Linked DNA regions of Homo sapiens: region 2 is linked to region 1. Evidence: read pairs that join two places in POLR2A ChIA-PET (ENCODE). Cell type or tissue: B cell. All regions are shown on one strand. Region 1 has its middle 18 kb from the start of CLPB. Region 2 overlaps LRTOMT (leucine rich transmembrane and O-methyltransferase domain containing).

The links. Peaks named below come from ENCODE experiments on the same cell type or tissue, not always from the same donor. Only the 100,000 strongest peaks of a DNase experiment are listed, where the experiment ranks them.
Region 2: POLR2A ChIA-PET joins it to region 1 with 5 read pairs; 2 of 35 experiments call an interaction of 5 or more read pairs at or near these places.

Annotation. Positions count from the first base shown.
Region 1 is chr11:72,451,586-72,454,085 of GRCh38, reverse strand. No RefSeq gene overlaps it. Among named protein-coding and RNA genes, the nearest start is that of CLPB, 18 kb to the right of the region's middle. In B cell, no CTCF peak of the experiment used is centred here; no DNase peak of the experiment used is centred here.
Region 2 is chr11:72,097,587-72,100,086 of GRCh38, reverse strand. All of the region lies in intron 5 of LRTOMT (leucine rich transmembrane and O-methyltransferase domain containing), which reads right to left. It overlaps LAMTOR1 (late endosomal/lysosomal adaptor, MAPK and MTOR activator 1), which reads left to right. Exons shown (of 5, transcript NM_017907.3): 2 at 831-976; 3 at 1,229-1,306; 4 at 1,672-1,798; 5 at 2,173-2,500. The coding sequence ends at 2,265. Among named protein-coding and RNA genes, the nearest start is that of LAMTOR1, 4.5 kb to the left of the region's middle. In B cell, no CTCF peak of the experiment used is centred here; no DNase peak of the experiment used is centred here; H3K27ac peaks cover 569 bases.

The sequences.
Region 1 (2,500 bases):
AGACTGGGCCACTCCTTCATGTAACTTACTTGTAACTTAGAATCTGCTCTGGACTGATCCCAAATATACCATTTACCCACTAAGCGGCAAGGCAGCTTCCACTGTAGCCCAGATTTGCTGTAAGGCCCTATATTTCTCTGAGCTCCACTTGAAACTGGCACCCTTCCTAGTCACTTGAGAAATAGGTCAGAACAGTGTTCCTAAGTGTAATGTATATTGCTCCCCAAATCCAAATCCCCCCCACCCACAAAACACCACCTCTTCTCTAGTGATATGGGTTTAGAAGATGCAATAACTTGCCATTTGTTTTAGAAGAATGTCCCAGAGGCCGGGCATGGTGGCTCACGCCTGTAATCCCAGCACTTTGGGAGGCCAAGGCTGGTGGATCATGAGGTCAGGAGTTCAAGACCAGCCTGGCCAAGATGGTAAAACCCTGTCTCTACTAAAACTACAAAAATTAGCCAACCATGGTGGCGGGCACCTGTAATCCCAGCTACTCAGGAGGTTGAGGCAGAGAATTGCTTGAACCCAGGAGGTGGAGGTTGCAGTGAGCCGAGATTGCACCACTGTGCTCCAGCCTGGGCAACAGAGTGAGACTCCATCTCAAAAAAAAAAAAAAGAAGAAGAAGAAGAAGAAGAAGAAGAAGAAGAAGAAGATCCTAGAATTCCTCAGATCATTGAACTCCTAAAAATTTCACCAATGTGGTAGACCCTTGATTTCTTACAGAGTTTATTCCCCACCTTCTGGCATGCATTTGTCTTACTAGGGGATTCAGAATATTTGACACTTTCTATTGTCCAGGCCTAATCAGCATGATGCCATCAATATAGTGGACCAATATGTGAAACATAAAGATCAAGGCCCCTGTGGACTACGTCTTGACAGAGAGCAGGAGAAATAATATAGTTATGGGACAAGACAGTGAACATGTATTGATGACCTTCTCCTATAGATGTAAACTGCTTTTAGTGACAGTGACAGAAAATAACACATTTGACAGATCAGTAGCCACATGCCAAATGCCATAGACTGAATTGATCCATTTCAACAAAGACACAATATGGCACAGCAGCTTTAGTTGGGGCCATTATTTGATGTTGTCAGATTTTTACCATTTTGGTGGGTACAGAGTTGTAACATGTTTTCATTCTGTATTTCCCTAATGACTGATAAAATCAATCACTTTTCATATGCTTATTGGCCATCTGCATTTCTTGTGCTTGTTCAAGTATTTTGTCTATTTAAAACATTTATCTGTAGGAATTCTTTTTTATATGCTAAGAAGTGATGGACTGAACTGTACCCACCCTAAAATTCTATGTTGACGCCCTAACCCCCAATGTGACTGTATTTAGAGATAGGGCCTCTAAGGAGGAAACAAAGGTTAAGTGAGGTCATAAGGGACTAGCCTTAATCTGATAAGGCTGGTGTTCTTATAAAAAGAAGAAAAGACACCAGAGCTGTCTCTCTGGAAAGGCCATGTGAGGATATGACAAGAAGGCAGCCATCTACAAGCCAGGAATAGAAACCTCATTAGGAGCTGAATTTGCTAGTAGCTTAATCATGGACTTCTAGCCTTTAGAACTGTGAGAAAATAAATATGCATTGTTTAAGCCACACAGTCTGTGGGATTTTATTATGGCAGCCTGAGCAGACTAAATCATAGATGTGAGCCTTTTGTCAGTTATATTTATTGCAAATATCTTCTCCCTTCTCACCTCCTGGCAAACTGCATGAGCAGCTGTCATGGTTATCTATTGCTGTGTAACAAACAATAGACAGTAACAAACTCTTACCCAAAGCTTAATGACTTATAGCAACAATAATCACTTATTTTGCTCATGAATCTGCAATCTGGGCAATGTTTGATGGGGCTGATTCATCTCTGTACCACACAGCATTAGCTGGGGTGGTTTGACTGGGGCTGGAGAATCCCCTTCCAAGATGGCTAGCAAGCAGGGGCTGGCTGTCACCTAAGAGCTCAGCTAAGGCTGTAGGCCAAGGTCCTCAGTTCCTCTCCACATAGGCTTCACCATGGGTCAACGCCAACTTCCTCGTGATTCCAAGAGCACACATATCAAAAGACAGTAAGTGAAAGTTACTAGTGTCTTAAGACCTGAGCCTGGACAATGGCATGGCGTCACTTCTGCCTTATTCTATTTAAGCAATCACAACTCCTTCCCAGATTCAAGGGAAGGGACAAAGACCCCACATCCTGATGGAAGGTATGTTAAAGAATTGGCAGACGCCAAAATCTTGGTGTTTCCTGAATTTGCAGCCCTTTTCTGTACAGGCCCATGACTGCAAAAGAAAGGCACTCCTGGCTGGGTGCACTGGCTCACGCCTGTAATCCCAGCACTTTGGGAGGCAGAGGCAGGCAGATCACGAGGTCAGGAGATCGAAACCATCCTGGCTAACGCGGTGAAACCCTGTCTCTACTAAAAATACAAAAAATTAGCTGGGCATGGTGGCGCGCGTCTGTAGTCCCAGCTACTCAGG
Region 2 (2,500 bases), 350 kb after region 1:
CTTGCTTTGTTGCCCAGGCTGGTCTCAAACTCCTGGACTCAAGCAATCCTTCTGCCTTGGGCTCCCAAAGTGTTGGGATTACTGGTGTGAATCACCATACATGGCTACAGCTGTACTGCTCAGATCAGGATACACCATGTACACTCAGTTTGGTTCTGGGAGTCACGTACAAAAAGAGCACCAGAGCACAGGAGGGTGAACACCTTCGAAGGGACCTGCCTTCAAGAAGGGAACACACTTGTACTGTGTGACCCAGAGCTGGGCTGGGATTCCTGCCCTGACATAATTTGAGAAATGGCCATGGAGAGGTTGGGCTTGCTTTCTCTTGGGGCCTAGGGCTTTGTCTGGACTCGCCAGGGCTTCCATCTTGGAAGCGAACAGCTTTGCTGGGGAAGGCCTGGTCCTAGGGGATGAGGAAGGCTGTTCTTGGGCTCTTGACTTGCACTGATTTCCCCTTTAGATCCCAGTGCTTGCTATGTCTCAGCTCCACTGTCTTCCAGCCTCTAGTATCCTTTCTTTGCCAGGTCCTAGAATGTTTTTCAAGCTCCAGGGCTGTTGCTGACTACCTGCTTTGTGCCTCTGTCCATTTTTTCAGGGCCTCTAGGACTGCCTGGTTCCACTCTCATTTATCCTAGAACACCAACTCAGTTGAGCTCCCAAGGATAGGCAGGAACTGAGTCTTATCTGGCATTCCATAAAGCTGGGCACTTTAGATATTCCTTATAGAAACATTTTTGGTGTTTAAGGTCAGAGCTGGGCTAAGGGTAGCACCCGTGAAAGGCAGGATCTACGGGTCCTGGGGCTGACTTCTCTCCCATGACCACTTCTAGGACCGAGAGGAGCGGAAGCTGCTGCTGGACCCTAGCAGCCCCCCTACCAAAGCTCTCAATGGAGCCGAGCCCAACTACCACAGCCTGCCTTCCGCTCGCACTGATGAGCAGGCCCTGCTCTCTTCCATCCTTGCCAAGACAGCCAGGTAAGTGTCAGAGGACCAGGCCTGGGTCAGAGCTCCTCTATCCATATTAAAGGCTAGGATAGAAGGAGCCAGGCTCAGGACATGGGGGATGGGACAAGGTCACTGGGGAGAGGTGCCTCCATGTCCAGCCCTGCTCCAGTAGGCAGGAGGGAAACTGGTGTCAGATAGCCCTGGAGTTGGTACCTGGCACTGAGTCCTGTTTGTCCTTCTCGGAAGCACCTGTCATGTCATCTCTGTCTCCTCTCCCCATAGCAACATCATTGATGTGTCTGCTGCAGACTCACAGGGCATGGAGCAGCATGAGTACATGGACCGTGCCAGGCAGTACAGGTGAGCACCTGGCCAGCGTGGGTCCCTCAGGCTACTTGGGCTCCCACCCTCCATCACTGTTCCAGCTTTGGAGCCTGGCCCCTAGTCCAAGCTTCTCATTTGGTGCAGCCCTGGAGACTGACCACAGATCACTTGGGTGCTTCAGTAGTTATTCATGTCAGCCCTGTTTACCCTGTGACACTCTTGAGGGCGCTGAGGCCAAGGGAGATGGGCCTAGATTGAGTCTGTGATGAGCTGAGACCTTCCCTCCCAGATACCCCTCCTCGACACCCTGCTTCTCTGGCCTGAGGGGATGAGGCTTACCTGGGCTGGGCAGGGCAGACTGTGGCTTAACTGCCTACCCCCACCCCCTCTCTCTTGGTCAGCACCCGCTTGGCTGTGCTGAGCAGCAGCCTGACCCATTGGAAGAAGCTGCCACCGCTGCCGTCTCTTACCAGCCAGCCCCACCAAGTGCTGGCCAGTGAGCCCATCCCGTTCTCTGATTTGCAGCAGGTGAGACACCCCTCACCTGCCCCTGCCCACCCTTCTCACACTGCCCAGGGTATGGCAGAGGGTTCACCCACTCTGCCTCAGAGGAGGTAGGGAAGGTGGAGTTAGGGAGCCTGGTAGCCTTGTAGGCCCCAGCTCCCTCCCACCTCGTTCTCTTAACTTTTTATGTCTTTCCTATCTCCTTCCTGCAACCTTTATTGTTTCACTCCCCTTTGTTCTTTTCCTTCTGTCTCTCCCATCCCTGTCTTTCTCTTTGCCTTCCTGTTCCCCTTCATTCCCTCCTTCTCCATCACCATCTAATCTCCCCTCCCCATTTTTCCTGATTGCCCTCCTCACCTGTCTCTGTTCCTCTCCTCCCCGGCCCCTCTCTGTCTCAGGTCTCCAGGATAGCTGCTTATGCCTACAGTGCACTTTCTCAGATCCGTGTGGACGCAAAAGAGGAGCTGGTTGTACAGTTTGGGATCCCATGAAGAGAGGGGTCCTTGGACAGCTCTTCTCCTCTCTTCATCCCATCTCTACCCCACCCCCTTGGCCCCCAGCCTCACTGCGGCTTATACAGTACCCTAACCTGCTACTAATCACAGAGAAAAATGTGAAGAAGGAGGAGAAGAGGAAGGCTAGAAGCCTGAGCAAGTGAGGGTAGAACCTTTTGGGACTGGCCTTTGAAGCTCTGGCCAGGGATGGGGTGGGGGCCAAAAGGACAGA